Regions from separate parts of the Homo sapiens genome. Here all the other regions are linked to region 1. Evidence: read pairs that join two places in POLR2A ChIA-PET (ENCODE). Cell type or tissue: GM12878. All regions are shown on one strand. Each heading gives the region's core, and the rest is flanking DNA. Links, peaks and the distances in the headings are about the cores only. Region 1 has its middle 65 kb from the start of ACAA2. Region 2 overlaps CTIF (cap binding complex dependent translation initiation factor). Region 3 overlaps LINC02837 (long intergenic non-protein coding RNA 2837).

Region 1 (10,847 bases), core at 1,449-9,448:
CAACCTAAAAATATTTGCCTCTGACGCTATGTCATTAGAACATTGAACATTTTTTTGGTCTGGCATACCCCAATTCATGAATTGCTTTTTCCTCAAATAAACTCTTTAAAATGTAATTGTGTCTCCAATTTTTCTTTTACACTATTCAAACACAGATCTCTCATCCTTTTGGAATGTATTCTGGTGTAGGGTCTAAGGGATGGGTCCAGTGTCTTTTTCCTGATGATATCCAGATGTTTTCTGGGCAGTTTGAGTTTGAGGTGCTGATGAAGCATGCAGGTGAGGCTGCGTTCAGGGCCACTGCGAATTCAGGGCTGGAGATGGGTCAGGGACCAACAGACAGATCTGAGGGCCATAGTAGGGACATCTAAACAAGGAGACAGACGGGATTGCGAAAGAAGGACAAGTCAGGACCAACATGCGTGGGGCCAAGTCCAAAACCTTGGGAGGCCTGTACATTTAGGAATACAAAAGAGGGAAAGAGATTGAAGAGGATGAAGGCTAAGAAAAGACCACTGGGTTGGGTCTTCAGAGATTGGCCTCCAAGGGAGATAAGCATCAGAGCCTGGCAGTGAAGGGCAAGGGAAGGAGCAGATGATGACACCAGTGAGGCAGCTCTTCCCGGAGTGGGATGACAGGAGAGGGGAAGGTGCAGCTGTGCAGACTTCACAGGAGAAAGGGGTGTTTCTATTAGGCAGAGTGAGGCTTTAGCAATTTAGTGGACCTGTGAAAGGGGTCAGGGTGGGGAGAGGTGGAAGATAAAGAGAAGGAAAACCACAACAATGATGGAAAGGTGGGCAGGTAGGAGATAGGGTCACAAGGCAGGATGCAAGTAACAGAGCTTCTATCTGAACCGTCTTAGGAAAAAGAGATCATTCACTGACTGGGCACGGTGGCTCACACCTCCGAGCACTTTGGGAGGCCAAAGCAGAATTGCTTGAGCCCAGGAGTTCAAGACCAGCCTGGGCAATATGGTGATACCCCTGTCTTTATAAAAAAAATTTTTTTTTAATTAGCCAGGTGTGGTGGTAGGCACCTGTGGTCCTAGCCACTTGGGATGCTGAGGTGGGAGACTCACTTAAGCCCAGGAGTTCGAGGCTGCAGTGAGCCATGTTCATGCCATTGTACTCTAGCCTCGGTAACAGAGCGATACCCTGTCTCAAATTATAGTAGTAATAATAATAATTTTAAAAAGAGATCATGGTAAAACCCTGTCTCTACTAAAGATACAAAAAATTAGCCAGGCGTGGTGGCACGTGCCTCTAATCCCAGCTACTTGGGAGGCTGAGGCAGGAGAATCGCTGGAACCCAGGAGGCGGAGGTTGCAGTGAGCCGAGATCACACCATTGCACTCCAGCCTGGGCGACAGGGTGAGACTCTGTCTCAAAAAAAAAAAAAAAAAAGATTATTTATTGCCTCATGTAACCAAACCAAGAGATGGGAAAGGAGAAAAAGGATGCAGAACTAAGGACTCAAATGTTGCCAAGTTCTGATTTCCATCGCTCATATCTGCTTCTCTGCAGATTGGCTTGGATGCGGCTTTCCCACACAGCAGGGAGCATGGCTGCCAGCCTCTGCACGCCTTGGGTTGGCAGTTCCCCCGGGAAAGAGGCAGTGTGTGAGGTACTGAGAGTGATGTTTCTGGAGATAGACTGCCTGGGTTTGAATTCTGGCTCTGCCATTTACTCGGGCAAATTCCTTTACCTTTCTGACCTTAGATTCCTTATCTGTAAAATGAGGTAATCACAGAATCTACTTCATGACTGCTATAGAAATTAAAGAGGATGATGCAACAGTGCTGACACTTAGTGGGTGCTCACTGTTCATAATTGCTAAGTGTTACAGCTGCTTTTAACATCATCTTCAACATTATTATGGAGCTGAGTCTCTTCTGATGTTAACGTGAACACCTTCAGGGAAGAACCTCGATTGGCCCATCTTGGGTCAAGTGCTCACTCCCATGGTCAGGGGGATGGGAAACCATGATGGGTGGTCCCCACTGGAGCCACATGGGTGGCTGGGGATGGGGTGTAAGTACCTGAATGAAGGAAAGTCTTCCTCCAAGAGAAGGAAGGGTGGTCAGGACTAACAGGAGCTGTCCACATCAGGGAGTGCAGTTAGCCCAGGACAGAGGAAGGGACTGTTCTTCCACGGCCTTCACTGTCTGACCCTCCCATTTTGCCAGCTGCTTATGGGAACTGCACCACACACCCAGCTTAAGTGACTCAGATATGAGGTTTCCTGAAGGTAGGGATCTGGTGTCTGCAGCATATGCTTCAAGTTCTACCAGATGCCCCAGCTGCTGTGTGGAGGGAAGGCAGGACCAAAGGGTGGCCAGCTGTAGGGGGCTGGGCCAAGATCAGAGGCAGTGCCACAGGGCAGGTTGGGCCCAGTTCCATTGTCACCCACTTCTTGGGCAGTTTCTCCATACACCAGCATACTAGTGCCACTCTGTTTCCCAGGGCCCATGGAAAAGACGTCATCACCAGAAGTCCATGGTCCTCAAGGAAAGGTCAGCTGTGCAGGCGGTGAACTTGAACCTGCCTCACCTGTGAAAGTGACACAGTGAAGAGGCCGATTTCATGTCAGCACAGGTCTGATGGGAACATTCTAGCCTATTCTAAAAATGATTGCACCTCCTCTCCTGGGGTAAGGCCCATCTCATGGGTGCTTCCTGACCCAGAGCACATTCCCTTTCCATCAGTCTCAGTCCAGCTGTGTGTGATTCTGCATCTCTGCAGACACTCACACTTGCATGGTCCACCTTCGGGCAAAGGTCCGGTGACCATGCTGAGAGCAAACACTGTTCTGGCGCTCATGCCCGGCACCTGCTGCAGGAGGCAAAGCACCGAGAGCGTTGACAAGTGTAAGCCTCGCTTTTCTCATTTGGATGGATGATCAGAGACCCAAAGAGGGGAGACTCCCTAATACACAGAACACCAGGAGCTGAAGGGGAGTAGCTTCTAAGATGAAGTTGCTCACAGTGCAGTAGGGAAGACCGGCCCATGAACAGATCATTAGAGGTGCTGTGATTGATACTGCAAGGAGGATAGGAGTCAACCTGTGGCTGAGCAGGACAGGGGTCATTTGTTTTGTCCCAGGAAATGGCCATTTGGAAAGGTGAGATAGGCTGGAACATGCAGGCAGGGTGGGGAAGGCCTTGAAGTTTGAGAAGGATTTTGCCGTGTTATGGATTCAACTGTGTCCTCTCCAATTCCGTATGTTGAAGTCGTAACCTCCATTACCACAGAATGTGACTGTATTTGAAGACAGGGTGTGATATTGTGATATAAGAAGAAATATATATTCTGGTCTTCACTCCTGGCCAAAGCTCCTAAAATGCTTGTCAGTTCCTAAGTGGTAAAGGTAAAAGGAGCATCTATTGTTATTACATTTGGTCTTTGTCCCTGGTTCCTGAAATAGCACCAGAGTGATACAGGTGAAAGGAGTGTCTTTTAAAATTCCTAAAAGCCCCTTCCACCACACCTGAGTTTATGTTAATAAGGTGACTTTCAGCAAGCCCCCAGCTAGCTGCCAGATGGGAGCTGGTTAGCTGATGATTAGAGGGTTGAAATTTTCAGCCCTACCTCCTCCACCTGTGGGGAGGTGCGGTGGCTTGACTCACCCAAACCACATCTCATCTCAAATTGTAATCCCCATAATTTTGTCCCCACCCAAATCTCTTCTTAAACTGTAGTCCCCATAATTTCCACGTTGGGGATGGGACTTGGTGGGAGGTGATTGGATCATTGGGGCAGTTTCCCTCTTGCTGTTCTCATGATAATGAGTTCTCACGAGATCTGATGGTTTTGTAAGTGTCTGACATTTCCTCCCACCCACATTCATTCTGTTTTCTCTCGCCGCCTTGTGAAGAAGGTGCCTGCTTCCCCTTCTGCCATGATTGTAAGTTACCTGAGGCCTCCCCAGCCATGCAGAACTGTGAGTCAATTAAACCTCTTTTCTTTATTCAGGCAGTTTTTTATAGCAGTGTGAAAATGGACTAATACAGGAGGGGAGAGGAGACTGGAGGTTGAGTTAATCGCAAATGGCCAATTATTTGATCAGTTACGCCTAGTAAGGAAGCCTCTATAGAAATCCAGAAGGACAGGGTCTGGAGGGCATCCTGGTTGCCAAACACATGGATGTGTCTGGAGGGCAGCAAGTCCACAGAGGGCAGGGAAGCTCCCCACCCTTCCCACATTCCTTGCCCCATGCATCTCTTCCATCTGGCTGTTCATCTGTATCCTTTGTAATATCCCATTTAATAAACTGGTAAACATTAAGTATTTCCTTGAGTTCAGTGAGCCATCCTAGTAAATTAATCTAATGCAAGGAAGGGGTAGTGGGAACCCTGATTTATAACTGATTGGTTAGAAGTATAGGTGACAACCTACTACTTGTGACTGGCATCTGAACTGACAATCCCATTGGGGGGCAGTCTTGTGGGACTAAGTCCTAACGTGTGGGATCTGATGGTATCTCCAGGCAGACAGTGTCAGAATTAAGTTAAACTATAGTACAGTTACTTGGTGTTTGCCAGGGCATTGGTTGCTGATGGAGAGATATCCCCACACATTTTGGGGTGAAGTGTTGAGTGTTGACCGTGTGAGAGGAGAAATAGTGTTTATTTTTCTGATACACTTGTTTTGAAACTTTGTATCTTGATAAGTTTATTCTGAATCTTGTGAAAGGATAAATATACAGTAATAGCCAAGTCCATTTAAAGAAAGAACAGTGAGCTACAAAGATATGTTAGAAACTATTAGAAAAAAATATATTAGAAATACATCATTTTCTCAGCACAGGAATAAACAATTGGATTAATGTGTTGACCTGAAAGGAAGAGGCTGAGGCATCTTTAGTTGAGCCAAAGTGAGGACAGCTGCCTGGGACACACTTCCACGTTGCCCTGGGGCGTGCTCCCATAGCCTTTGCTGCAAGCAGATTTTTAAAGGGAACAGGAGTGGGCTGGACGAAGTTGTTTGATAGGAATTCTCATTGGTTGACAGAAATAACATGATTTGTGATTGGCTATACACTGTTGAACTACAGGGTAGGAGTTAAGGCGTCCAACGTGTGGCATCTTATAGCTACTCAATGTCAGTCCAGAGCCCCTTAACAAGTGGCTTCAAGAGGTAATTATTTAGCTCAAGGGGGATGGATGTGGCTGCTGATTCATTCCAGTGCCTCTCTGAGCCTGATGGTTTAAAGGGACTTACATTCCTTGGGTTAAGTTTATTTTCTTCTTCCTTTTGTTTCTTCCACAAATGGAACAAAACAGGAAGTCGAAAAACAAATTCACATATGCATAGGAATTTAGTATTTTATAAGAAATGTCACTTCCAGTCAGTAGGAAAGGAAATATGATTCAGTGTTGGGAAAGTTGGTTATCTATTAGGAGGAAAAAATAAGTTGCAACCTTACCTCATACCACTTACAAAGATAAATGGGGGATAGATTAAGGAATGCTATAAATACATTAGAAGAAAATATAAAATATATTGATGACCTTGGGGAAAAGAAGGCCTTCTACACAAACACACACACACAGACACACAGAGTGGAAAGGAAAAGTTTGAAGTCTTTTTTTTTTTTTTTTTTTTGAGACGGAGTCTTGTTCTGTTGCCCAGGCCGGAGTGCAGTGGTGCAGTCTCAGCTCACTGCAACCTCCACCTCCCGGGTTCAGGTGATTCTCCTGCCTTAGCATCCCCAGTAGCTGGGATTACAGCAAATACTTTGCTAACTTTTGTATTTTTAGTAGAGAGGGGATTTCACCATGTTGGCCAGGCTGGTCTCAAACTCCTGACCTCAGGTGATCCACTTGCCTCGGCCTCCCAGAGTTCTTTACAGGTGTGAGCCAATGCACCAGGCCTGAAGTCTCATAATTTGATTACCACATAATCAAACACTCCCGAGTGACAATGCCCCAAGTGCTCAACCTCATTAAATATTGAAACCAAGAGATGCTATGCTTTACCTGTCAGATGGACAAACTCTCCTTTTAATTAAACTTTTCATTTTGAGATAATTATAGATTCATATGCAGTTGGAAGAAATAATACAGAGAGACCCCTGTACCCTTTACCTGAGTTTCCCCAAAGGTAACATCATACAAAACTGTAGTACAATCTCACAACCAGAATATCAACACTGACACAGCTGAGATACAAAGCACTTCCATCACCGCAAAGATCACGCGGCCCTTTACCAGGCACGCCCACTTCCCTCGCACCCCGGCACTCCTTAATCCCTCTCAATGGCTAATCTGTTATTCATTTCCATAACTTTATCATGTCTAGAAGGTTATTTAAATGAAATCATGTAACGTAATTTATCGGGATTAGCTTTTTTTCACTCAGCCTAATTCCGTGGCAATTCACCCAGGTTGCTTATCAATAGTTTTTTTCTTTTTTATTGCTGTTCCGTGGCATGGATGAACCGCAGCATGTTCAATCACATACCCAGGGACGAATACCTTCCAGTTTGGGTCTATTTTAAGTCAAGCTATGATAAACATTCATTTATGGTTTTTTGTGTGAACTTGAGTATTCATTTCTCTGAGATAAATGCCCCAAAGTGCGATCACTAGGTAGTATTATCGTTGCATGTTTAGTGTTTCTAACTGCCAAACCGTTTTCCAGAGTGGCTGTAACATTTGACGTACCCACCGGCAACATATGAGCGATCTGTTTCTCCACATCCTCATCATCATTTGGTGTTGCCACTGTTTTTATGTCAGCCATTCTGATAGGCATGTAGTGACATATCACTGTAGTTTTCACTCACGTTTCCCCAGTAGCTAGTGATGTTGGACATCTTGTGCTTGTTTGCCATCTGTACACCTCTCCAGTGAAATGTCTCTTTGTGGGTTTTGCCCATTTCCTTGTTCGATTGATTGGTCTTATTTTACTGCTGTGAGTTCTTTATATAGTCTAGTAACTAGTGCTTTGTCAGATATGCAGCTTGCAAATATTTTCTCCCAGTCTAAAGTTCTAAATGTTGATGAAGCCCAATTTATCAATGTTTTCTTTGTGGATTATGCTTTTTGTATTGAGTCTAAGAACATTTTGCCTAGCTCTATACCCTGAAGATTTCCTATTTTTTTCTAAAAGTTGTATAGTTTTATGCTTTATGTTCAAGTTTGTGACCCATTTTGAGTCAATTTTTGTATAAGATGTGCGATTGAGGTTGGGGTTCATTTTTTTCGGACAGGTGTCCAATTGCTCCATTGGACATCCATTGGGTGAAAGGTTATCTTTCCTCCATTGACAGGCTTTTGCACCTTTGTAAAAAATTGGGTGGAGGCCAGGCGCAGTGGCTCATGCCTCTAATCCCAGCACTTTGGGAGACTGAAGCGGGCGGATCACCTGAGGTCAGGAGTTCGAGACCAGCCTGGCCAACATGGTGAAATCCCCTCTCCACTAAAAATACAAAAGTTAGCCAGGTGTAGTGGCAGGTGCCTGTAATCCCAGCTACTTGGGAGGCTGAGGCAGGAGAATCTCTTGAACCCGGGAGGTGGAGGTTGCAGTGAGCCGAGATGGTACCACTGCACCCCAGCCTGGGTGACAAGAGTGAAACTCTGTCTCAAAAAAAAAAAAAAAAGCTACAAAACAATACTTTGTATTTTCTATTAATATCTGAGTACAAATATAAATGAAACAAGTCTGGAAGGAAATGTACCATACTGGCAGCGTTGGTTATATGTGGGAAGGACATTGAGCTCAGGGCAGTTAAAGAAAGTTTTAGCTTCAGAATATTTATTTATTTAGACAGAGTCTTGCTCTGCTGCCCAGACTGGGTTACAGTGGCATCATCATAGCTCACTGTAACTTCAAACTCCTGGGCTTAAACAATCCTCCTGCCTTAGTCTCCTGAGTAGCTGGGACTACAAGTTCATGCTACCACACCTGGCTAATTTTAAAAATATACATATTTTGTAGAGACAGGGTTTTGCTGTGTTACCCAGGTTGATCTTGAACCTGGCCTCAAGCGATCCTCCTGCTTCAACCTTCCAAAGTGCTGGGATTACAGGTGTGAGCCACTGTGCCCGACACTTATTTTATTGTTTTTACAAGGAACATGTTCATATATTTTTATGAATTTAAGAATAATTTAGAAAATAACTTGGAGGCAGTATTCAGGGCATAACTTGGGTGGTTTACTTTGGGTGAACATCAGTGCAGGAGGCAGATAATTTGTCTATCTTTGCTTTCTACTAAGAGGCATTTGGCAAGTGGAGAGAGCTCGACTGACTTTACTAAGAGTCAGAAGTCCTAGGCTGGAGCCCCAGCTCTCCCATGTCTCATCTCTTTGAACCCTGAACTCCTCAGCTGCCCAGAGAGATCATGTCCCTGTCTTGCCTCCTCAGGGAGTTTCTGTGCAAATGAAATGGGGTTGTGAGTTTGGAAGCCGTCTCTGAGCTGCTCGCCCTGGGCACAGATCAGGAAGCATTTGGGCTTCCCCTTTGGATGGCCAGTGAGCCAGGCAGGGGAGGGTCCCCTGCCAGTGACCCCGGTAGGGCTCAGCAGCCCCACTGTGTTCCAGGGCTGCAGACAGAGCCATCAACCTCCTCCCCACTGCTGCCACCCCAAATCTCCCTGTGGGGACAGCCAGGATAGGGTGGGTGGCTCCAGCACCCCATCCTCACTCCGGGAAAACTGGCTCATGGTCATCATCACTTTAAAGGAGAGACCACATGATGGTGAAATGCAGGGCGATTCTGTGGCTGATGCATATTTGGGAGTACATCCCTCTTCCAGCACTTTCCGCCTATGTCACCTTGGACGAGGTGCTTAATCTTCCTGAGTGGCAATTTTCTGGTGTAAGATGGGACGGAGAGTAGCAAGGGTTGTTGTGAGGGTTTAGCAATGAAATGTAACCAAAGCCTGGGTGTAGCAGGTTCTCAGGAAGTGGTAGCTTTGTATGTGTGTGTGTATGTGTGTGCACATGTGTGTGCTTGTGTGTGACAGCAAATAACAAGCAATAAGTGACAGTGGAGAGAACAGGTTGATGACAGGTTTTGTTCTGGACAATAGGAAAGAAGTGAATATTATCTGGCTCTGCCCAGCCCTGCTAAACAAGTCTCCACAGGTGATGGCAATTTGGAGTGTCAACTTTGAGCAGTCATGCATCCAGCAGCACTTTCTCCAGGGCTAGCCTTTCCATAGATGGATCCCTAGGGCATGGTTCCCAGAGGCCCGCAGAGCCCTCCTGTCCACCCTGCCTCCAAAGAATTCTCCTACCCATTAGCGGATGCCCCAATCCTCTTTGGAAAGCTACATTCTTAAGTTCAAGGCTTTGATTCCCGGCAATGCTCTCCCACAGTGGGAGACTGCTTTACACTTCAGAAGGTGCTTTTCCATCCCCTGTTGCATTCTTCCCCTGATAACTGTGATGTAGAGATACAGCTGGAGAAACGGGGAGGTTAAGTGACTTGCCCAGGGCCATTCAAGGGTCCCTGGAAGAACTGGGGAAAGTGGTAACCAGAATCTTGGGTACCTTATTGGATGCTTGATCTCCAGATACCTGGGAACCAAAGCCCCAAAGCTGAGCTTGACTGAGAGCTCTGCCTTGGACTGTTTCTGGTCATCACTTGCCTTAGAAGAGGCGATGCCAACTTGGTCTGAAACCCTGGCCTTTTCAGGAACCATTCAATGGAGTTGGGTGTTCAGGGAGGAACACAATCACTTCTAAGACATACCCCAATCAGAGACAGGCTCCCAGCCATGCCTAAGAACAGAATGGATAGCGCAGCCAGAGGGGACTGCTCACTTCTCCAAGTCCAGGAAACTATAATGCCTGCACTGCTTTTTGGCTCATCAATCTGGCATTCCCAGCAAAGGTCGTGCCTTAAATAGCAGTGGTATCTGCTATTTAACTTGCCCATTTTCATGTTAACCTCATGTTTCTGCACTCTGTCTAACTAGAAAGTAAGCATGTGCCTTCCCTGGTGTGAGCTGAGCAAACACTTGTCCAGTTCCACTTACCTGCAGGCCGGAGGTCTCCAGGCTGGAGATGGCTTTGGTTGAAGCTGGTGCTTCTGCCTCTGGAAGGACTCTGGCCAAAGTTGTTGTTTTACAGCCCAGGAAGGTCTTCTGCATGTTTTCCCACAAGAAAAGGAAGAGGGTCCCCCCTCATGGGCAGGGGCATATTTAAACTGCCTCTGAGGTTAACCCTGGAAACTTTCCATGCTACCTAAGTGATCCCTGGCAAGAGACTTGATTATGTGGCAATGAGGTAGAGGTTTGGCTTATCCCTGCCCATGCTGATGCTGATGTCTGATATTCCAGTTTCAGAGTCAATAAGCCGGGGGTTGCATCTTGCCTAACTTAACAACTGAGTCATGGCAAGGGCCCTGTCTTTCTTGTAATCCCAGCATCCCTGAGTTAGATGGACGATAACTGTTGGTTGATATCAGGTGTCAATATCTAGGCTCAGTGAAGATTTTTGAATGATTATAAAATACTTAAGATGTAGAAAAAGTATAAGAAAGAATGTAATACACCCCCATGAACCCATCACCCAGCTTATAAAGTAAAGTGTTACAAATACAATTAAAACTCTGGCATATTCTTCCTCTCATCAACAACCTTGGCCAGAGTCCTTCCAGAAGCAGAAGCACTGAACCTCCCTTACTTCCTATCTTCCCAACATGGGTAACCACTCTAATTAATTTGTTATTTATCATTCCCATGCATCTCTTTATTTTTTTGCTACATGTGTAGGTGTTTCTAAATTTTATTTACACACACACACACACACACACACACAATGTGTTGATACATGTAGTTGTAGTTTATTCATGTTCACTGCTGTATAGTATTCCATTATGTGAAAATACCACAATG
Region 2 (10,847 bases), core at 1,374-9,373, 1.0 Mb before region 1:
GGTCACCTTTTTTCTTCCAAACCATCTGTTTGGCAATCTCTTTTGGAGAAATGATATCCATATTTTTCCAATTTTTGAAAATTAGACTGTGTATACCTAGCTACAGTCTCTAACACTTTTGTTGCATTATTCAGAGTTTTCCAGAGAAACAGAACTGATAGGATATATTGAGAGGAAGAGAGAGAGATGTATCATGGGAATTGGCTCATGAGATTATGGAGGCCAAGAAGTCCCACAGTCTGCCATCTGCTGCAAGCTAGAGAACCAGGAAAGCCAGTGGTGTAATCAACCCAAGTCCGAAGGCCAAGAAACAGGAGCATGTATGAGGTTCCCAGCGTGACCGTAAGCATACCATGTGTTACAGCATGGGATGTCCAAGGGCAGGAGAAGATGGATGTCGCCACTCAAGAAGAGGGAGTGAAGTCACCCCTCCTCTGCCTTTTGTTCTGTTTGGGCCCTTGGCGGATTGGATGGTGCCCATCCACACTGGGAGAGAGATCTTTACTCAGTCTACTGACTGAAAATGTCCTCATAGACACACCTAGAAATAATGTCTTACCAGCTAACTGGGCACCCCCTAGCCCAGTCAGGTTGACATGAAATTAACCCTTATATCTGTTCTCCAGGATTCCTCAGACATGGTCAGGGGCCATTTATGACCTCATGTAAAGATTTCTTTTACTCCAATCAATATCAATATCGCCCCATTCCCGAGGCATGAAGGTGAGCACTCAGAGCACCCATTGCTCTCCGTGGAGTCTTCCAGGCCCTCAGCGTCTGACAGATGCGGCAACTGCAGCTGCCTTTTCTGGGCTGGTACCTGTTCTCTTGCAGAAGGCAAACTTGGAGTGGGAGAGGTCTGCTTTCTTTTTGCCACCTCTTAATTCTACGCTGTCTGCCCCATCAGTAGCCTCATGTGTCCCTCTGACTTCTCACTCTCAATACGAAAATATGCTTCTAGAATTGTCTTTAATATTTTTAAGCCCCATTCCTTGACACTGCTGTGGCTTCTGTATCCCAGGCTTTGATGGTCATCTGTGACTACAGGAGGCCCCACATTCCTTTTCACATGTGGGCTCATGGGCAAGGACTCTGGGGGATACCAAGTGCCTCTCGACATCCCTCTCTTTAAGTCACAGCTGCTATCTGGAACTTGCTGCTCCTTTTAGCACCTCAGAACACTCTACCAGTCATAGAGTCCCACATCCTACAAAAATGACCAGGTCCCCCAGATCTTGCCCACCGGGAACTGATGAGGAATTAACCTAGTCGGAGTCCTATATCTATACATCAGCTCATTCACATGAGTTGTTAAGATAGCTCTTTTGGAAGTGCAGTCCATCCTTATTACTCATTGATTCATATTTGCACATTCGCCTACTTGTAAAACTTATTTGTAACACCGCACTCAATACTCATGGTGTTTTTGCAGTCAGTCATTGACACACAAACAGTGAAAAATTTGAGTTGCCTGACCTGCAAGATCCCAGTCCAGGCCAAAGTAACACTCTGCCTCCTTGTTTCAGCTCTCATAGTATAAGCAAGCACCCTTCTCATGGTTCTGTTTACTGCCATGTTTTTCACATTTTTGTGCTTTTCCTTGGTGAATTTGCTATTTTAAATGGCTCCTAAACATAGTACTGAAGTGCCGTCTACTGTTCTTAAGCGCAAGGAGGCTGTGATGTGCCTTCCGGAGAAAATGTGTGTGTTAGATAAGCATCACTCAGGCATGAGTTATAGTGCTGTTGGCCGTGAGTTCAATGTTAATAAATCAACAATATGTATTAAATAAGGTTTCTTTAAACAGAAACACATACAAAACGAGGTTATGTATTGATCCAGTGGTGAAAATGTTGTGACCAGAGGCTTGCAGGAACCAAACCCCGCATTTCCCCTAGGAGTAATAGTTCAGTATTCACTAATTCAGTATTTGCAGCAACTTTATGGAATGCAACTACCATAAATAATGAGAAGTGACCGTACTTGCTCTTTAAAACAGAGTAGAGAGATGCTGAAGATAAAGAAGTATGTTGTAGGCAACAGGATCTTAGGTCTGAGTGATTTATCTTGTTCGTGTGTGGTGGTAGCTTCGCTAGGGGATGAGATGGGGACGGGGGGGATGCTTCTTCCAGTGGTCATTGTCCTGCATGGTTTGACTGAGCCTATCACTGCTTCATTTGCACCATGCTGGGATGCCACTGTTGCTGAGGCCCTCGCAGACAGCTCAGCCCTGCAGTGACTGTCATTGCCATCCTGTCATCCGAGCCCAGGGACCGCGAGACAGATCTATGCTCACTTTGCCCACGGTTTGTCTTTCCATCCCAGCAAGGAAATTGCCCTCATTAAGTCCCTGCTAAAGATAGATAAGAAAATGGGACAGGCAAACCCCCACCTGGCAGGCAGCCCTGTCAGATTCTAAGCAAAATGAGTCAGATAAGAATTATTTTTAGGATCCTTCTCCTCCTCCCTCACGCCCACCCCCAAGCAGGCTCTCTCTTGAAAAGAAGAGCAGCTCATTTCTTCAAGCCAGATGTCCAGGTCCATGCTTGATTGAAATGGAGCCCCTGATACACCCAGAGAAAGCCCCACGCTTTGTACAAATCATGATGGTCCCAATAATCCTTTGCACAGTGCAGCTGCCTCAGGCCGCACTCCTGGGCAGAACAAGCTGCAGAGAGTGGCCCTGTTGAGGCTGGCCCACAACTCACCCATGAGGGATATACCTTCCCCCGATCCCCATGCTCAGGACTTCCTCCCAGCATCACACTTCATGGGAATACAAGGCTCTGGGGGTTCTCTCCCATCGGGACCCACATCCACGCGGGGGACAAATGGGTAAGAAAAGAGGTTGCCTACAGCTCATTTTGGCAGAGCCCTGGAACCCCCTGTGCCCACCAGGCAGTGGGCATCCCCTAGTTCTGTGCCCACAGTTGGAGAGCAGAGTACTACTCTTTCTCGATCACAATAATCCCCTTTTCCCCAGCAATTAGAATTCCTTCAGACCCCTTAAGCCCTAAATAGCAAAGGGAGACCCAATGACAAGAAAGGTGACTGAAGAGGACGTAGGGGCACATGTCTAGTTACCTGCAGGACAGGAGGGCTGCTCCCTGAGAAACTGGCCCTGGAGAGATAAATGCCATTTCCCCAAGGTCTGCGTCTAGGATGGGACGTAGAATGGACGCCTTGGGAACCAGCCACCCAAGCTGGTTTCATTCCTCCTCAGAGGTCTAGTCTCTACTGAAATGCTAGGCATTTGAGGATTGGCTCACAAACACTAACACCCAACCCTTCATTCCTCTCCGGAGCCCCAAGCAACCTGGCCTCTGGCACCAAGCCAGCCCAGCCCTCCCCGGGGACAGTGTGTCTGGTGGGCAGCCCAGGCCCAGGGCGAGGCTCACTGGCTTCAAGACGAGCTCATCTCTCACCAGCCAGGGGATCTTGGGCCCTGGACAAACCATTCTTCTTATGTCCCCAAGGACACCATTGTGCAGACTACAGGGATGCCATTAGATGCCATGTGATGGCAGATACGAGGGAAGTCCTGACCCTGTGTGCGGCTCTGAGTCTAACCTCAGAGAACGTGCATCCCCCCCTCTCTGTCCTGACACTCACTCCTGTGCAGGAAGAAAAGAACACTGGACCAGAAGTCATGGAATCTGGATTTTCATACTTGTGGTGTGGTTCAGAGCAATTCTCTTACACTTTAAGGGTACACAGTTTCTCAGCTATAAAATAGGGCTCTGATTTCAGCTCTACAATGTATTAGAGAGAGTGCGAGGTGAAGATGAAAAGGGACACTTCTCAGGGATATTCCATTCCTTAACCATGGGATGGGAAAGACAGTTCTGAAAGACATGTTGGAGGCTGGCCAGGGCTTTCAGTGCAAATAACCAGTGTCTCGTGTATCTTCAGCTCAGCCCATGTGCCCTGTCCAGAAGGTTCTAGAAAGGCAGCCATGCCTGCTGCCCCTGTGTATATTTTTCCTTCCCCAGATCTGGCACACAGTCATACTAGGCTAAGCCTCATACTCCTGGCCCTGTGCTTTTTTTTTTTTTTTTTTTTTTTTGTGAGACAGGATCTCACTCTGTTGTCCAGGCTGGAGTTGCAGTGGCACAATTATAGCTCACGACAGCCTCGACCTGCTGGGCTCAAGTGATCCTCCCACCTCAGCCTCCCAAGTAACTGGGACCACAGGCACGTGCCACCACACTTGGCTAAATTTTTTATTTTTTATTTTATAGAGACAGGGTTTTGCCATGTTGCCTAAGCTGGTCTTGAACCCCTGGCCTCAAGCAATCCTCTCACCTCAGCCTCCCACAGTGCTAGGATTAAGGGCATGAGCCACAGCACCCAGCCTCTCTGTCCTCTTGAGATCGTATGCTGCCCAGGACCGCAAGATTCACAGGTGTAAGTACCCAGCCATACCTGTTGGTGCTCACAGGTGTAAGCACCCGGCCGTACTCATCGGCACTCACAGGTGTAAGCACCCGGCCGTACCCATCAGCGCTCACAGGTGTAAGCACCCAGCCGTACCCATCAGCGCTCACAGGTGTAAGCACCCGGCCGTACCCATCAGCGCTCACAGGTGTAAGCACACGGCTGTGCCCATCGGCGCTCACAGGTGTAAGCACCCGGCCATACCCATCGGCGCTCATAGGTGTAAGCACTTGGCTGTACTCATTGATGTAGCAGGCTGTGCATCCCACTGGTTCTGAGGGTCTTTTTCGCTAGACTCCCAGGCAAGCCTGGCCCACCCTCTGCCAAGCCTGGATGTCACTCAGCAATTCACAAGCACTTCCAGAGCACTCACTGTATTCAGGGCACCCTTTAGCTCATATAGTCTTCCCAATGACCTTAGGAAGGAGATGCTATTTTTATTTCCAATTTACAGATGAGGAAAGTCACTAGTCCAGAAAAGTGAAGCGACACAAGCAGCCTGGCTTCCAGGCGTGTGCTGCTAACAACCCACTGCTCTGGGACCCCCTCCTTCCCCATCTGCAGACTCAGCTTCCGTCTGCTGGGCCCCTCCCTGGCTGCCTCCTACATACTCCCCCTGTTAACCACCTGATCAACTCACATGCACGGGGAGCTAAAGACGGCATGGTCCTCTTTGGGGTGAGGGGGCTGTCATGTCAAATGGACTAGGGGAGGGCTGCTGCCTCATTCAAAGGGATGAATGAATGAATGAATGAATGAATGATGAGATTTCAGATGAGACCCTCAGACAGGGTCACCCACCCTCCCACCTTCTCCCCACCTGCACTAGGTCAGTCCTGCCCATAGATTACTTTCCTTGTCTGGATGATTCATGAATAGACATATTTAGGAAGCCCTCGAAACTGACCAGGGATTTCCCAGATTGTGGGGACCCCACTCGATGAGCACCCAGAGGGAAAGTTCTGTGAGTTCTGGAGTGGTGGGCAGCTCAGGGGGTGGGGAGGCAGCCCGGCCAGAGGAGAGCTTCCTCCAGCTGTTGGCTCCCCTGACTCCCAAGAGGACAAACCCAGAGCATGAGGGTGCCTTTCACTCCTCAGGGCTCCCCAGGAGAGACAGGGGCACAGGTTTTAAAAATACCAAGGAGCTTTCCTCCTGGGTCGGCATTTACCCTGAACTCCAAGAGTTATTTCTGAGTCTTCCCAGTAATTTAATTATAGCCATTTATTCCAATGCATGTGTTTTGGGGAAGCCAAGGTGGCCTCTATTACAGTTTGGAATATTTTGGGAGGCCTTGGTTTCCAAAAGTGATGCAGGGACTCAATTAGGCAAGACACCAGCAAACAGAAATAAAATAGCTCAAGAAGATAGGCCCTCAAGTTCCCAGAGGCGATGCCTGTACTTAGCACCCACGGGGGAAATTAAGATGAAGTTGTCCCCTGGGTGCTTGGTGTAGTCATCTCTGTAGCAGCAGCATATGCCACCTTCTCCATGTCTCTAAGCACCTGCAGGGATTTCAATGCCCTTCAAATTATGGGCTGGATGGGGTTGCCCATTCTTTCCAAGTAGGCCTGGACAGATGAACAGCCTGGGCACCAGGATTTAGGTCCCCCTTGTAGGTGGACACAGACTCACCAACAACTTGTGGGATGGCATTATCAAACAGCTTCTAACCTTTCAAATAGGCCTTTGGAATCCTCAACTGGTTCGCGCTCCCTGACCCCCTGCTCCTTGTAGATGGCCTGCTCCACCTGCCCTCAGCTCTGTCCCCACCTACCCTCCCACCCACTGTCTTCACTCGCTGTGCTCTCCAGACCCCAGTCTTCTCGCTGTTCTTTGAACAGGCCTGTCTCTGTCCTGCTCCCAACACTGACCAGCCCCTGTACCTCAGTCCCTCTCCCTTGCCTCTTGTTCCTGCTGGCCTCCTCTGATTCTGCAGGTTCTGCTGACTCCTTCCTACTCCTCCACCCCTTACTATTCATGGCCTCATTCATCCTCCCTTGATCCTCTTCCCTGACCTTCCCTACAGCTGCTGGGCGGGGTCCAGCCTGACACAGACTGAGAGCTTTCCCTGCTGTGTGTGAGCTCCTGGGCTCACCTGAAGCAGGTGCGGCCACTGAGGGACTTAGGGAAGGGCAGAGGGCCGGAGAGCATCCAGCACACACATTCATTCATGTCTGGAGGGCAAGCCCCGGGATCCTGAGTCACCTCAGCAGGTGGATAGAGGAGCCCAAAACAGAAGCTGCTGCCTGGAGCCCACATTATCTGCATTGACACCCGCCTGCAGGAATACGACTGCCCTTGTGTTGGCTTTGAACTCTGTCTTTCAGCTTCAAGGGGAGGATTTGGTGGACAAAAGATCTAATTTTAGGCTTATTACTTGTCAGGACTGACATTGAACTCAAGAAAAGACATGTGTGAACTTGAAACAAAGATGAGAAATGTTTTTAGAAAGAGAAAATGTGTTCTGGGGTGGTGTGCATGTTTGGTCTGGTGGTCTGTGTGGCCACAGCAAACACGTGTTCCAGACTGGCTCTGCATGTCAGGGAGCAGATGGCTCGGCCTGGTCACCCTGAGCAGGAAGCTTGCTGCCTTTGAGCTGTGAGCTGCAGCCACGGTGCAAAGAGGCTGGGCGGAGGCTGGGGTGAGACACTTAGAGGGCAGGATTCTGACTGTGCCCTGATATTCAGGAGGGCTGGCGGTGCTCAGTCAGGGGTAGGGTAGGAACAGTGATCATCAGGGCCTCTTTAGGCAGAGCACACAAAGGCCAATTCCCTCCCAAGGCTCCACCATCCCAATTCCTGTCCCAACGCCCCTCCTAGGATGGCAGGGGAGCCTCGGCGCCCTTTCCGGGAGACAGCCCCGGTGTATTTTGACTGTGCTTCCTTACTCTACAAGCAGTCAAGGACAGCCACCTTCTGCCTTCCCACCACCCCCTTAGGGTGAGAATGAGGAGGAGCTCCCACCTTCCTCTACTCTCATGCGGCCCCTTTTGACCCCAGATTTACTGCTCCTGCATCCCGTTTTGTGAACTGGTGTGTCAGTGGTTGATCTACCCTTAATGGTAACCCAGGGCATGTTACTTTGCATTTTCACTTGAGCCTTCAGTGATTACCCAGAGTTAAGAGAATGATTTAGTTTCTGGCACACTGAGAAGCTCCCACGTGTGGGAGGTAGGTGAGGGTGGGTATATGTCATGTTATTTCAAGGCAGATTTTTTTGCTCCTAAGAGCCTAAAACCATCCCACTTGAGGCAAACCCACATTTTGCCTCTGACTTTGTTGCCTGGAGGTCATATCACAGGAGCCACACCAGGGCCCTTATTCCAGCCTAATGTGTAGGTGGTCCTTTGAGAATGCTGAGTTGCCTAGACTTCATTCGAGTCCTGTCACTAGATATGTAGCCTCAAGACATCCCTTCACCTCTTTGAGGCATGTTGCTCAACTATAAAATACGATATCCACCTTGTAAGAGTGTTCTGCAGTTCAAATGAGGTGATGCTCAGAAAGGAGGTAAAATGCCAAGGGCAACACAAACCTGAGGACTTATTGCCTATATTTGTGTTTGAATCACACATGTTCGGTTTATGTTTATAGTTGTGGATATGTACGTGTGCATGTGATTGCTTTAGGACTCTGCTAATCATCATTTCCAATGATAATTTGCTGGAAATGGAGCTTGGCTTGGACGTTTGTATTGGGGTTATCTATTGCTGTGTAACAAATTTCTCCAAGACGTAGAGTTTAAAACAACAAATATTTATTATGTCACCCAGTTTCCAAGGGTCAGGAATCCAGGAGCAGTTTAACAGGGTTGTCCTAGCTCAAAGTCACCCTTGAGAGTGTAGTCAAACTGTCAGCCAGGGGTGTAGGCATCTGAAGGCATGACTGGGGCTGGAGAAAGCCCAAGCAGTTGGAGAACAGCCTCCTTCACAAGGTGGTTGGCAGTTCTCAGTTTCTCATTAGCTGTTGGTCACAAGGTGGACCTCTTCATAGGGCTGTTCATGACATAGCAGCTGACTTGTCCCAGAGTATGATCCAAGAGAGACAGACAGGAAGACAAGCAGACAGACAGACACCAAGATCGAAGCTGCAGTATGCTTTGTAACCTAATCTTGGAAGTGACATGCCATATTCTACCATATTCTGTTGGTCACATAGACTAACCTTGGTACAGTGTGGGAGGGGACTTTACAGGGATATAAATTCCATAAAGTGGGGATCACTGGGGACAATCTTAGAGGCTGACTACCACAACCCACCCTCTCATTCCCAGTGACTCACATGCAAAATAGTCTCACCCCTCCCAATGTCTCATTTGATTATAGCATCAGCTCCAAGTCCAAAGTCTCATCATCTAGATCATGTTCAGATGCAGATGACGCTCTTTGGGTGTATCTCCTTAAGTACAGCACCTCAGGTACAGTTCACTCTTGATCTGTAGGCCTGAGATTTAAGGAGGCAAGTTAGCTGCACACACACACACACACACACACACACACACACACGTAGCCAACATACAATTGTGGGACAGGCATAGGGTAACAGCCTTAGATACACTTATTCAAGAAGAGGGGAAACAAGAAGCACATAGACATTGTTGGTCCATAGCAGTTCTGAAATCCAGCCAGGCAGATATTGGAAGTTTCTTGATTAGAACTCAGTTCTGTTCCTGCCCAGGAATTATTCTACAAGGCTGTCTCCGCCCTCTGCATTCAGGGTCTTTCATGAGATTGCAGCAAGTCATGAGCCCAGTGAATACTCTGGGCTCTTGGTTCTGCCTCTGAGTCATCCTTCCTTTTCTATGAAAGGTAGCATGTCTTTGCAGCTGATTTGTTGCTCAGATAGCTTCCTGCTGGTAGAATTTGGGAGGTCCAAGAGCTTCTTTATATTTTGTACTGTGTCTCTCCCTTCCAGTCCAAGTTGTTGTGTTTCCACTGAAATAATCCTTTGAAAAACTTTATGGGTCTTCTGTGATCCTATTGAGTCTGTTCCACCAAATAAAAGCCCACCCACACATCTCTTCAAGACCATCCCTTCTCTCCGCTGGGCTTCTGCTGAGGGACAATGCCCTTAAGCTTCTTAGAAGCTCTGTTGTTTGACTGAGAAGATCTTTAACATCTCTTAAAATCTTTACAGAGCTTTTGGTCTGACTGAATAGTACTCTGAGGCAGCACCGCTGAACTTTCTAAGATCTTGACAAAGACTTCATAGCCACACCCTCCACCTCATCTTTGGACTATGCTTTCCTGAGAGTGCCTGGATTTGATCTTTACGCAGAAGTCATTTCCTAATTTTAGCATCATTTGCCATCTGGACAGTCTGGGACTCTTCAAAACTAGCAAGTCCTGGATTTTTTTTTATTGTGACAGCCCTTCTTTTAACTTGTCTCTCTCTTCTCACATTTTACCTAGCAAGAAGAAACCAGGCAGCCCCTGCAGGACCCTGGCTAAAAACTTCTTCCTTAGATAATGCAAGTCATTAAGTACATTTTCTGCTTTTCACATATCTGTAGGAGACAATGTTGCTAAACATTTTGGGGCTACATAATAAAAATCCTCCTTCCTCTAATTCCCAATAATATATTTTTCACCTCCCTTAAAGCCCCCATCACCAGTCTCCTCAAAGTCCATATTTCTACCAGTGGTCTCTTCATGGCATTTGAAGTTTTCACTAAGAATCACCCCAGAATGCTTCTGGCTCCGGCCCACTGCCCAGTACCAAAGCCACTCTCACATTGCAGAGTTTCACTATGGCAGCACCCTACTTCCAAGTACCCAAAGCTGTATTAGTTATCTCTTGCTGTGTAACAAATTACTCCCCAAATTTAGCAGCTTAAAATAAGCACTTATGATCTCACACAGTTTATGACGGTCAAGCATCCAGAAGCTATATAGCTGGGGAGTTCTGGCTCAGGGTCTCTCGTGAGATTGTGGTCAGGCTGTTGGCCAGGATTGCGGTCATCTGACACTTGACTCAGATGGGACTGGAAGAGCCACTTCCCAGCTCACGGATGTGGTTGCTGGCAGGCCTTGGCTCCTCACTGGCTGTTGGCTGGAGGCTTCATTTCCTTGCAACGTGGGCCTCTCTGTAGGGTGCTCATGACAGAGTGAGTGGCCTGTGAAGGAGGGAGGGGGAGAGTGAGAGAGAGAGAGAGAGAGAGAGAAGGAAAGAGAGAGATAAGCTGTTGGATCTTTTGTAACCTGGTCTCAAAGCAACATACCATCCCTTCTGCCATATTCCATTGGTCACAGACTAACCGTGATGTGGCAAGGGACTAAACAAGAGTTTGAGTGTCAGGAGGTGGGGACCACTGGGAGCCACCTTTATCTGTTTTGAGTTCCTTCCTGTACCATTGCTTTTTCCCCCCACTTTAAATGATCTAGTGAAACTCACCGGTAGCTTTGAATGGGT
Region 3 (10,847 bases), core at 1,873-9,872, 220 kb before region 1:
AAAATGCTGGGATTACAGGCATGAGCCACAGTGTCCGGCTGAGTAATTTTATTTTATTTAATTAATTAATTTATTTTTTGAGACAGGATCTCACTCTGTCACCCAGGCTGGAGTACAGGGGTGTGATCATGGCTCACTGCAGCCTTGGACAAAGCAGGGTTCAAAGCAATCCTCCCATCCAAGCCTCCAGAGTAGCTGGGACTACAGGTACATGCCACCATGCCTGGGTAATTTTTTAAAATGTATTTTTTCGTAGAGATGGGGGCCTTGCTACGTTGCCCAGACTGGCCTTGAACTCCTGAGTTCAAGTGATCCTCCTGCCTCAGCCTCTCAAAGTATTGGGATTACAGGAGTAATTTTATTTTTGACTGGACCCAGAGGTTGAAGTGGGTGTTCAGTGGGAACTGGACTGGCTTCAGCTGGAGGCTTCGGGTAGGTAAAATTTTAGAGGGACAAGGTATGATGTGTTCATCAGCATCTAAGGAGTCTGGGAGTCCTCTGTCCAGAACACAAGCCAATAATATGTTCAGAAATTATGGACCCCAAACCTGTGGTTTTCTAGAGAAATGAATGCACCTTACTAGAGACCATTTAAAGTGGCAGTGGGATGGGTTAAAAACATTTTTTTTTTAAACTAAAACTTAATTCCTAGGTTCACAACAATGAGAAGTTTTGAGCTGGATAAAACTGTTCATTTATGGAGCATATTGGAAAAGGAGGGATCACACATGTCTCAGAAACAATGGGATGCATTTCCTGTTTGGTAGAGGGAGGCTTCTAAAAGGTTGATTGGTTACAAAATTGCCTCTCTAAAAGACTCCTTTCTAAAGGCAAATAAGGAAACTGAAAAGCTTAAGAGATGAATTAAAGACGAAAATAAAAATAATTATATGGTAACTGACATAACTTTGACCATTTCCGCCCTTTATTCTCAATATATTTGTACACCCATTTTCTCAGCTTACACCTACTGATCCTTTTGCCCAGTTATGCTTATACCCTGAAGATGATGAGAGATGGGAAGTTAGGCCCTCAGAACAGCCATGTCTGGTTCCTATAACTACTTTTGCTCAAAACGGAGTAAAAAAACTGGTGAAAAATTGAACTCAGAGTCATAGCAAAAGATTTTCCAAACCTTAGAGAAAACCTCAAAAAATTTACTGAGGAATTTAGAATTCTCACAGGAGCCCGTGACTCTGGACCTCCCAATTTGTGTCAGGATAAGACATGAGATGGGACCTGGGGAGGCAAGTAACTGGATGGCCACAGCAGGATGGGATACGCCTGAGGAAGTACTGCCAGTCATGCAAGTGGTACTTCTAGGGTGGCCCAAATATGCCAGAAAAATGGCTGAAAAACTTTAGAAGCTATCCCCGTTGTCTTTCCATAAAAGATTCCCTGCTCCATTATTCAAACAGGTGTGAAAGGAAAATCAAAAACTCAGGACCCCAATTCACCATGCCAAAGGAAAAAATCAAGCTGAAAGCTGAGTCATGCAAGAAGCTGCCTTTTGTTCCTAAGCAGATAGCTACAGATAAAAGGTGAAATATCTCCACAGGGACCTTATCTTATATAACGTGTCCAGTTACTGAGTGCGAGACGAATACATAATCGACTGTCCCCCTACCTGCTTTTTTTCTCTTGCAACACCTGGATTACCATGCCCTCCCTTTTCCCCCTCCAGCTCACTTTTCCCCTTTAAATACTGAAGCCCTCAAAATCATCTTTGGACAAAGGCACAGACCACAGACTGTTTCTGTGATTCCATGTTTATTTCTTCCAGGCATTGTCCTTAACCTTGGCAAAATAAACTTCTAAGTTGATATCCATTATGTATATGTGCATATTTAAAAGGACTTTACACTTTTTTTTTCTCTCCCAGGATCTTGTTTTTTGAGAAAAAGTTTTTTTTTTTTTTTAAATTCTCAGTCAACTGAATTCTATTCTCTCCAGTTCTCTCCACTTACTTCTGCCTGTCTCTCCTTCCTTTGCCATCCTCTACTGCATGAGGAACCTAAACTAATTTCTGACAGCCTGGGATTCCTTAAAGAAAACAGAGAAGGTGCCAGACTCCTTTTTGGGGAATTTTCCTCTGTGTTTCCTTATGGAATCCCAAGAGGACGAACAGACAAGTTCTGCTCGGATCTTAAACTGCTTGCTTTTTATTGTGTTGTCTGATTTTTCTTTTGACTAAAATAGTTATGTAAACCAAAAATACAATTCTAAGTGCCCCTCAATCAACTGGTGGACCCTCCCCTTGGCCAAGGGTATTCCAAAGTTAACCTGAAAAACTAGTTCAGGTCATGATGGGAAGTGGGGGTCGGATATTATATCCTTCTCCCTGCATTAGCATTAAAGCAGAGACCTTAAGGCTGATAGAACAGACTTTTTTTTTTTTTTGAGATGAAGTCTTGCTGTTACCCAGGCTGCAGTGCACTGGGTGCTATCTTGGCTCACTGCAACCCCACCTCCTGGGTTCAAGTGATTCTCCTGCCTCAGCCTCCTGAGTAGCTGGGATTACAGGCATGCACCACCAGGCCTGGCTGATTTTTGTATTTTTAGTAAAGATGGGGTTTCGCCATGTTGGCCAGGCTGGTCTCAAACTCCTGACCTCAGGTGATCCGCCCACCTTGGCCTCCCAAAGTGCTGGGATTACACGTGTGAGCCACGGTGCCGGTCCAGAACAGACTTTTTAAGTCTGATAAGAAACACAGTCTATTTTCTCTGAAGCTTAGAGGCTTCATCTGCATAAGAAGAACCTTGGTCTCCAAAACTACCTATCTTAATGCAGACATTCCCTTCTATTGATTCTAGATCTTTAGATAAACTATTTCAACTAATTGCCAGTCAGGAAATCTTTGCCTCTACCTATGACCTGGAAGCCCAATCTTACCCCCCACCACCAGCTTCTTCAAGTTGTCCCACCAATGCACATCTTATATGTATTGATTGCTGTCTTATGTCTCCCTTAAATGTATAAAACTAAGCTGTAACCCAACTACCTTGGGCATATGTTGTCAGGACCTCCTGAGGCTGTGTCACGGGAATGTCCTTAACTTTGGCAAAATAAACTTCTAAATTGATTGAGACTTGTCTCAGATACTTGTTGGTTTATGGTTATTACAACAGGGGCTACTCTTGGGTGTTTAAGATAAGTAAGGGTGTGGTTTAGACACTTAGAGAAACGTTTCTGTAACAAAGTGCACTGTAAAAGCATTACATGGCCTAGTCCCACGACAGCTCTTTTTTTGGAGACCCAGGATTCCCTGTGAGCTCTGCTTAGAGCTCAGAGATCCAGTTAAAAGACAGAGACTGAGTTTAAAACTACTTATCTAAATAAAAATGGTCTCCTTATACAATCCTGTGGTAGATTTCTATAATTTTATGTTTGACTTGCCAGGCATTTTTAATCTTCCTGTAACGCACCAACACTCTCTCTCTCCCTACTTGGAGATATAAATATTGCTATCTGATTTTCACCTAGGAGTTGTTGCTTTAGTTTGCACATTTAGGGCTGTCTTACTGACAATTGCCTAGGGTAATGAAACAGGTTATCAAAAAATTGGAAGTCTTGGCTGGGCGTGGTGGCTCATGCCGGTAATCCCAGCTATTCAGGAGGCTGAGACAGGAGAATCACTTGAACCCAGGAGGTGGAGGTTGCAGTGAGCTGAGATCCTGCCACTGCACTTCAGCCTGTCTGAGCGAGACAATGTCTCACAAAAAAAGAAAAGAAAAGAAACAAAACCCAGGGAATTGGAAGTTTAAAGTAGGAGGAAAAAAAGGGGTCTTTGGTTGGGTGCGGTGGCTCATGCCTGCAATCCTAGTACTTTGGGAGGACGAGATGGGAGGATTGTGCTGAGACCAGCTTGGTCTGGGAGACCCTAACCCAGTGGCGCTAGAGGAATTAAGGACACACACACAGAAATATAGAGGTGTGAAGTGGGAAATCAGGGGTCTCACAGCCTTCAGAGCTGAGAGCCTCGAACAGAGATTTACCCACGTATTTACTAACAGCAAGCCAGTCATTAGCATTGTTTCTATGGATATTTGATTAACTAAAAGTGTCCCTTATGGGAAATGGGATTAACTGAAAGTATCCCTTATGGGAAACAAAGGGATGGGCCGAAATAAAGGAATAGGTTGGGCTAGTTAACTGCAGGAGGAGCATGTTCTTAAGGCACAGATCGCTCATGCTATTGTTTGTGGCTTAAGAATGCCTTTAAGTGGTTTTCCGCCCTGGGTGGGCCAGGTGTTCCTTGCCCTCATTCCAGTAAACCCACAACCTTCCAGCGTGGGCGTTATGGCCATCATGAACATATCACAGTGCTGCAGAGATTTTGTTTATGGCCAGTTTTGGGCCATTTAAGGCCAGATTTTGGGGCGCTTGTTCCCAACAGGATTGCTTGAGGCTAGGAGTTTGAGACCAGCCTGGGCAACATAAGGAGACCCCATCTTTATGAAAAATACAAAAATTAGCTGGGTATAGTGACACATGCCTGTAGTCCCAGATACGCAGGAGGCTGAGGCAGAAGGATTACTTGGGCCCAGGTGGTCAAAGCTGCAGAGAACTATGATTGTGCCACTGCACTCCAGCCTGGGTGACACAGTATGAGAACTTATCTCAAAAAAAGGGGGTCTTATGAATCTTTTTTTTTTTTTTTTTTTAGATGGAGTCTTGCTCTGTTGCCTGGGCTGCAGTGGCACGATCTTGGCTCACTGCAACCTCTGTCTCCTAGGTTCAAGTGATTCTCCTGCCTCAGCCTCCCAAGTAGCTGGGATTACAGGTGCCTGCCATTATGCCTGGCTAATTTTTGTATTTTTAGTAGAGACGGGGTTTTATCATGTTGGCCAGGCTGGTCTCAAGCTCCTGGCCTCAAGTGATTTGCTGCCTCAGCCTCCCAAAGTGCTGGGATTACAGATGTGAGCCACTGCGTCCGGCCAAAAGGGAGTCTCATGAATCTACTTCTACCTGTGTGTCTGATACATCTGTGTATCTGTGTCATGTATACATTTTGTAGCAGGACGAGCTGTAGACAAAACTCCTCAGACACCGAGTTAAAGAAGGAAGGGGTTTATTCAGCTGGGAACATTGGCAAGACTCCTGTCTCAAGAGCCAACCTCCCTGAGTGAGCAATTCCTATCCCTTTTAAGGGCTCACAACTCTAAGGGGGTCTGCGTGAGAGGCTCGTGATCGATTGAGCAAGCAGGGGGTATGTGACGGGGCTGCATGCACCAGTGGTCAGAGTGAAACAGGACAAACCAGGAAGTTTCACAATGTCTTTTCTATACAATGTCTGGAATCTATAGATAACATAACCAGTTAGGTCAGGGGTCGATCTTTAACTACCAGGCTTAGGTCAGGCGGGCCCAGGCTTGGTTTCGGGTCTGGTTCCTTGGCTTCGGGTCTGGTTCCTAGGCACCAGGCTACCTGACTTTTGTTTCACTTTTCTTTTCTTTTCTGAGTATAAAACAATGTAAAACGATATGAGAGGGTCTGTCTCTCTTCTCTCGGTTTCACTACCCAAAATATATAAGAGCTCTAATTAGCTTAAAGAAAAAAAGAGGCACTTAAATCAAATCTTTTATCAGAAAAATAGAGACTTTAAGCTCAAATGCGTTTTCAGGTTCACATGACTCACAAATCTTTAATAAATAAGCTGGTTTAAAAATGATTGGTAAAATAAAATTAGAAATGCCTTCTGAATTATCAACATACATTATTGTTTAGATTTATTGGTCAAGTGGTTTTATATTTATCTCTGCTAGATATTATAAGGTGTCAAAATTTGGCATGAGGGCTATAAAGCTATAAATGTAGCCCAAAAGAGAATTACCTTTAATGTTGTTGTTTTAATGAAAACAATGAGATTCTGAGTTATTGGCAAAAAAAGTCCATTTATTTAACCTCAAGGTTCCTACTTACGTAAACAACTGAAATTCATAGGCTGTAAAAATGGTTAACAGGGAAATAACTTTAAATGATAACTATCGCAGTTTTCATAAGTAATCTCTGCAGGTTCTAACTGCTGTTGTGGCCTTATGCTAAAATGTTTTATCTTAAAGGTCTGAAGGAAATATTTTCTTCCAATGTAACATTCTGTGCTGTTGGCCTTAAATTGTTCTATGAAATCAAAGATTTTCACTTATGACCCCAGACACAGTCTTCCTATTCTAACTAATTCAAGTACCATTTTCACGAGTTTTGACTTGCAGGTTATCTAAATGTGCTCCCTGTAGGGAAAAACAATCACACTGCAGAAGGTCTTTTCATTTGCTGTTTGGTAACTGGCCTAACAAACAGATTTTACATTTTTTGAAATAATTCCTACATCATCGTCATTAAGTTTTGATTTGCTTAGGAAAACTAAGATGAAAAAACCAAGGCTATCACATCTACATAACTTTCTACATTGCTTTTAAAGTCCTTGTGCTGTTAAGTTATAGGGCTTTGACTCTTGGGTCTAAAAAGGACTTCAAATCCTGCTAAACCTTAAACACTGACAGCAGTTAAAGCCTCATCTTCAGATCCAGAGAAGATGCCAATCAAAATAAACTGTGTTAATGAGACACTGGGCCAAAAATTAAAACTATTCAACTTCTCTAGGCCCAGAGACTATTGCAGAAGAGGTAGGCACATGAGATTGTAAGGGCTGATTTTGAGAGAGAAAATTGTTCAGAGTTTTTCTATAAATTAAACATTAATATCAAAGGCACACTGATACAATACCAGCATCTGGGTCCCTGTGTCGGATTAACAAGGTTTTCTTGGAGAATTAACCCACTTTTTTTTGAGACAGAGTCTTGCTCTGTTGCCTGGGCTGGAGTGCAGTGGCGTGATCTCGGCTCACTACAACCTCCACCACCTGGGTTCAAGCAATTCTCCCACCTCAGCCTCCCGAGTAGCTGGGATTACAGGCTCCTGCCACCATGCCCAACTAATTTTTGTATTTTTAGTAGAGAGGGGGTTTTGCCTTCTTGGCCAGGCTGGTCTCGAACTTCTGACCTCAGGTGATCCGCCTGCCACAGCCTCCCAAAGTGCTGGGATTACAGGTGTGAGCCACTGCGCCCAGCCTATTTTACAACTTTATAAATTATAGATAAATTATAACAATGGGAAATAGGCTGGGTGTGGTAGCTCATACCTCTAATCCCAGCATTTTGGGAGGCAAAAGCGGGTGGATCACTTGAGGTCAGGAGTTCGAGACCAGCTTGATCAACATGGTGAAACCCTGTCTCTACTGAAAATACAAAAAATTAGCCAGGCTTGGTGGCAGATGCCTGTAATCCCAGCTTCTCAGGAGACTGAGGCGGGAGAATCGCTCGAACCCAGGAGGCAGAGGTTTCAGTGAGCTGAGATTGTACCATTGCACTGCAGCCTGGGTGACAGAGAAAGACTCTGTCTCAAAAAAAAAAAAATTACAAACAGTTATAACAAGGCTTATGAAAATTATATCTGATGGTCAAGATGATTAAAATGTAATAGATTTGTTGATAAGATTTAAGAGAGATATAATTGGCCTCATGTTGTCTTTATTAAGGCTTATTATTTAGGAAATTAAGTCTCCTTTCTCAAAGAATAAAGATTTCTGCCTCTTTTTTTTTGGGAAATCTTTGAGTTATAATGTGGTCTAAATAAATGACTTATTTTACAATGACTTGTGATCCTATTTTGTGATATCAAATGTTTTTAAAACTTTTTATGTTTGACCAACTTTCCAAAATCAAATTCTAAGTTCGATCCTTTTGACCTCATTAATTTTTTGAATTTAGGTCCTCTGAAGTCCAAAAGAGACATTTTCAGCTTATTTGGTATAACAAAAGCATACAGAAAACATTATTAAATATGAAATGGTGTTTAACCTTCTTTGGATTATATTTATATAAATGTATTATTAGTATGCCTTCCAAATGAAGGTATATGAAATTCCTATATGAAATTCCTATAATTCTGATATGTATTAGTATACATTATGGTAGTATTATGATTATTATTTAAAATTGTTGCATGCCACATAAGTAACCAAATTTCCTTGTCATTTGTGTCTTTAACCATGGCTGTTCTAAGACTTTGTCATCCACAATTGTTGTTTACTTTGATCCTTTTATAGAGTGGCTTATAATCAACTATAGAACTCTGAGTACTCTGATAATTTTAGAGATTGTGCCATTGGAATAGAGAGAAAAACTTCCAGGACTCTCATGGAGAGCTGATGTATTCGTGAGGATTGTCAATCCAATATTGGAAGAACAGAAGTTAATTGCATGGATTAAACTAACAGAAGCCTGAAATAATCTTTCATTACTTTTTGTTTAACACATTTGCTGATTCTTTTTGTTTTGTTTTTCAGAGTGAAGAAAACTTTTTCTTCTTTTAAGTTATTTACAGTTTTTAACGTTGAGTAAAGTGTATTCTAGCAAGCAAAATTCAACATAATTTATTTCTCTCTACCTAATTTCTCTGAAATTCAGAAACTATTTGTGAGTGTTCTTAATTTATGGCAATATACTTATTTGTATAAGTTCCATAGGAACCTGCTTTCTTTTATTACAGGCCATACCTGGAGACACTGGTTATTTTCCCAAGTCTTTGACTGGAATGGCATATTTTCAGATTGCCTTGAGGAAATGAGGTTGACCTATAGAGCCAATTAAAGCCCTTCAGAAAAACTGGCCCCATACCTTGTCCTTCATAGGGTTCTGACCTGTGACAAGTAAAGAATGTTGGTTTCTGACAGGCCCAGGAATCCCAAGTTTTCTTGGGATATTGAAAAGAGGAAGTCACCCAGGCTGAGCTTGAGGTTTTTAAAAAGGTCTAATCTCAGATGCCTTGAGGAAAAGCTTCCAGCAAAGTCAATTTAAAAAAAAAATAGAGTCTACATGGCAAATGATTATTCTTGCTGCACTTTATGCAAATAATCAAGCCAAGTATAATAAGGCTAAAACTTATTTTACAAATAAACTGGTCCTACTATGATTTTGTCTTTAATAAAATTGGGAAATTGGAGAGAGAAAAATTATGTTTCAAAATAATGTATAGTACACATGTTATTAGATTCTAGCCTTGTGCAGTGTTTTCCAATTTTTATTATTTTCTACAATTTGGACTGAATCCAGAAATGTTTCCTGTCCACAAGTCTTAAAATAATGTTTTCAATTTTTTTCTTTCTTTGTTTTTCCTGCTCCCCATTTTTCCTGATTTGAAATACTGAAGCTAGACAAATTAAACTTTGGAAGAAAATGACAGCAACCTATTTATATACATAAACCATTTTCATATCTGCCTACCGATGTGTGGACTTCAGAGTAATATGGCCTGTATCAGTTTTCCGGGATTTTTCTTCCTTTTTTTTTTTTTGGTTATTGCCTCCTTTTTCCCCTCTGTTTTCTCTTTTCCTTCCCCTATTTTTTCTTCATAGGATGTGAGAGTTCACAACCTGTTCCAAATGAGCATTCCCAACAACATAGGACCTGTTTGTCTATGAATAAACTCTCTTAGCCATGAAAGATCAGGCAAAATCCAAGACCAGTGACTCATTTTCTTCTAAAATGTTTTCTCCAAAAGATTTTCAAAAGAAAACAGAGGAGGAATATAAAAGGAAAATAAAAACTTGGGACCCCAATTCACTGTGACAAAAGGAAAAAAAATCAAGCTGAAAGCTGAGTACGTAAGAAACTGCCTTTCCTTTTGTTTCTAAGTAGATAGCTACAGATAAAATGTTGAATATCTCAACAGGTAGCTCCTCTATATTCATCTTATCTCACGATTTACTGAGCAGATGAATACATAATTGACTATTCCCTTACCTGTTCCTTTTCTCTTGCAACACGTGGATTACCATACCCTCCCTCTTTCCTCTCCAGCCTGTTTTTCCCCTTTAAATATTAAAGCCCTCAAAATTATCTTTGAAGAAAGGCACAGACACCTGCCTCCTGGGTATGTCATTAACCTTGGCAAAATAAATTTTTTGCTTACATGTGTAAGCCAAAAAAAGATTAGTTGCTTCGTGATTACAGGGCTAGATTGAGAATCTCACTTGTTAAACATTCTGGTCTTAAAATGGTTGACAAAAAAGTCAAGCTCTAAAATATTTGAAGAGATTTATTCTGAGCTAAATATGAATGATCAATGGCCAGTGACACAGCCCTTAGGAGATCCCGAGAACATGTGACCAAGGTGGTTGGGGCACAGCCTAGTTTTATACATTTTAGGGAGACATGAGACATCAATCAAATACATGTAAGATATACATTGATTCAATCCGGAAATGCGGGACAACTCGAAGTAGGGGCTTCCAGATCACAGGTAGATTTAAACATTTTCTTATTGGCAATTTGTTGTAAGAATTGTTATTAATAGAAAGGAATATGTGGGTTATGATAAGGGGTTGTGGAGACCAGAGTTTTGTTATGCAGATGAAGCCTCCAGGTAGCAGGCTTCAGAGAGAGTAGTGTTTCTTATCAGACTTAAGGTCTGTTGATATTAAATGCTGGTCAGTTTTTCCCAAATTCCAAAAGAGAAGAGGGTATAATGAGACTCCTATATGCTAGTGAAATCCTTAATTTAGGGCCACTTGTACATGAAGTGACCCCTCATAAAAGGACACCCACCCCCATCTCCCAAACCCAATCATATAAAAGAGTTTTGCCTTCATTCCTTTGTAAGAGTACTTTCTCCTCAGCTGGGAATCTCTGAATTGGAAAAATGACTTATTAATATTTCAGCAACTCCTGAAAAAAGCTTTGCTGATATTTTGGATTCTCTCTAAGCAGTGCAATCTGAGATGAATTATTTGGCCTCAGTAGTACTCCAAACTAGAAGAGTTCTGAACACTTCGATTGCTCAACAA

The links. ChIA-PET counts read pairs that join two places held together with the same protein. Peaks named below come from ENCODE experiments on the same cell type or tissue, not always from the same donor. Only the 100,000 strongest peaks of a DNase experiment are listed, where the experiment ranks them.
Region 2: POLR2A ChIA-PET joins it to region 1 with 9 read pairs; 2 of 35 experiments call an interaction of 5 or more read pairs at or near these places.
Region 3: POLR2A ChIA-PET joins it to region 1 with 5 read pairs; 2 of 35 experiments call an interaction of 5 or more read pairs at or near these places.

Annotation. Positions count from the first base shown.
Region 1 is chr18:49,743,021-49,753,867 of GRCh38, forward strand. No RefSeq gene overlaps it. Among named protein-coding and RNA genes, the nearest start is that of ACAA2, 65 kb to the right of the region's middle. In GM12878, for the core only: no CTCF peak of the experiment used is centred there; no DNase peak of the experiment used is centred there; H3K27me3 peaks cover 172 bases.
Region 2 is chr18:48,718,165-48,729,011 of GRCh38, forward strand. All of the region lies in intron 7 of CTIF (cap binding complex dependent translation initiation factor), which reads left to right. Among named protein-coding and RNA genes, the nearest start is that of MIR4743, 53 kb to the left of the region's middle. In GM12878, for the core only: no CTCF peak of the experiment used is centred there; DNase peaks (open chromatin) are centred at 5,897 and 6,887; H3K27ac peaks cover 310 bases.
Region 3 is chr18:49,526,626-49,537,472 of GRCh38, forward strand. LINC02837 (long intergenic non-protein coding RNA 2837) reads left to right here. Exons shown (of 4, transcript NR_183517.1): 4 at 653-901. Among named protein-coding and RNA genes, the nearest start is that of LIPG, 30 kb to the right of the region's middle. RefSeq lists a silencer at 4,610-4,781. In GM12878, for the core only: no CTCF peak of the experiment used is centred there; a DNase peak (open chromatin) is centred at 5,474.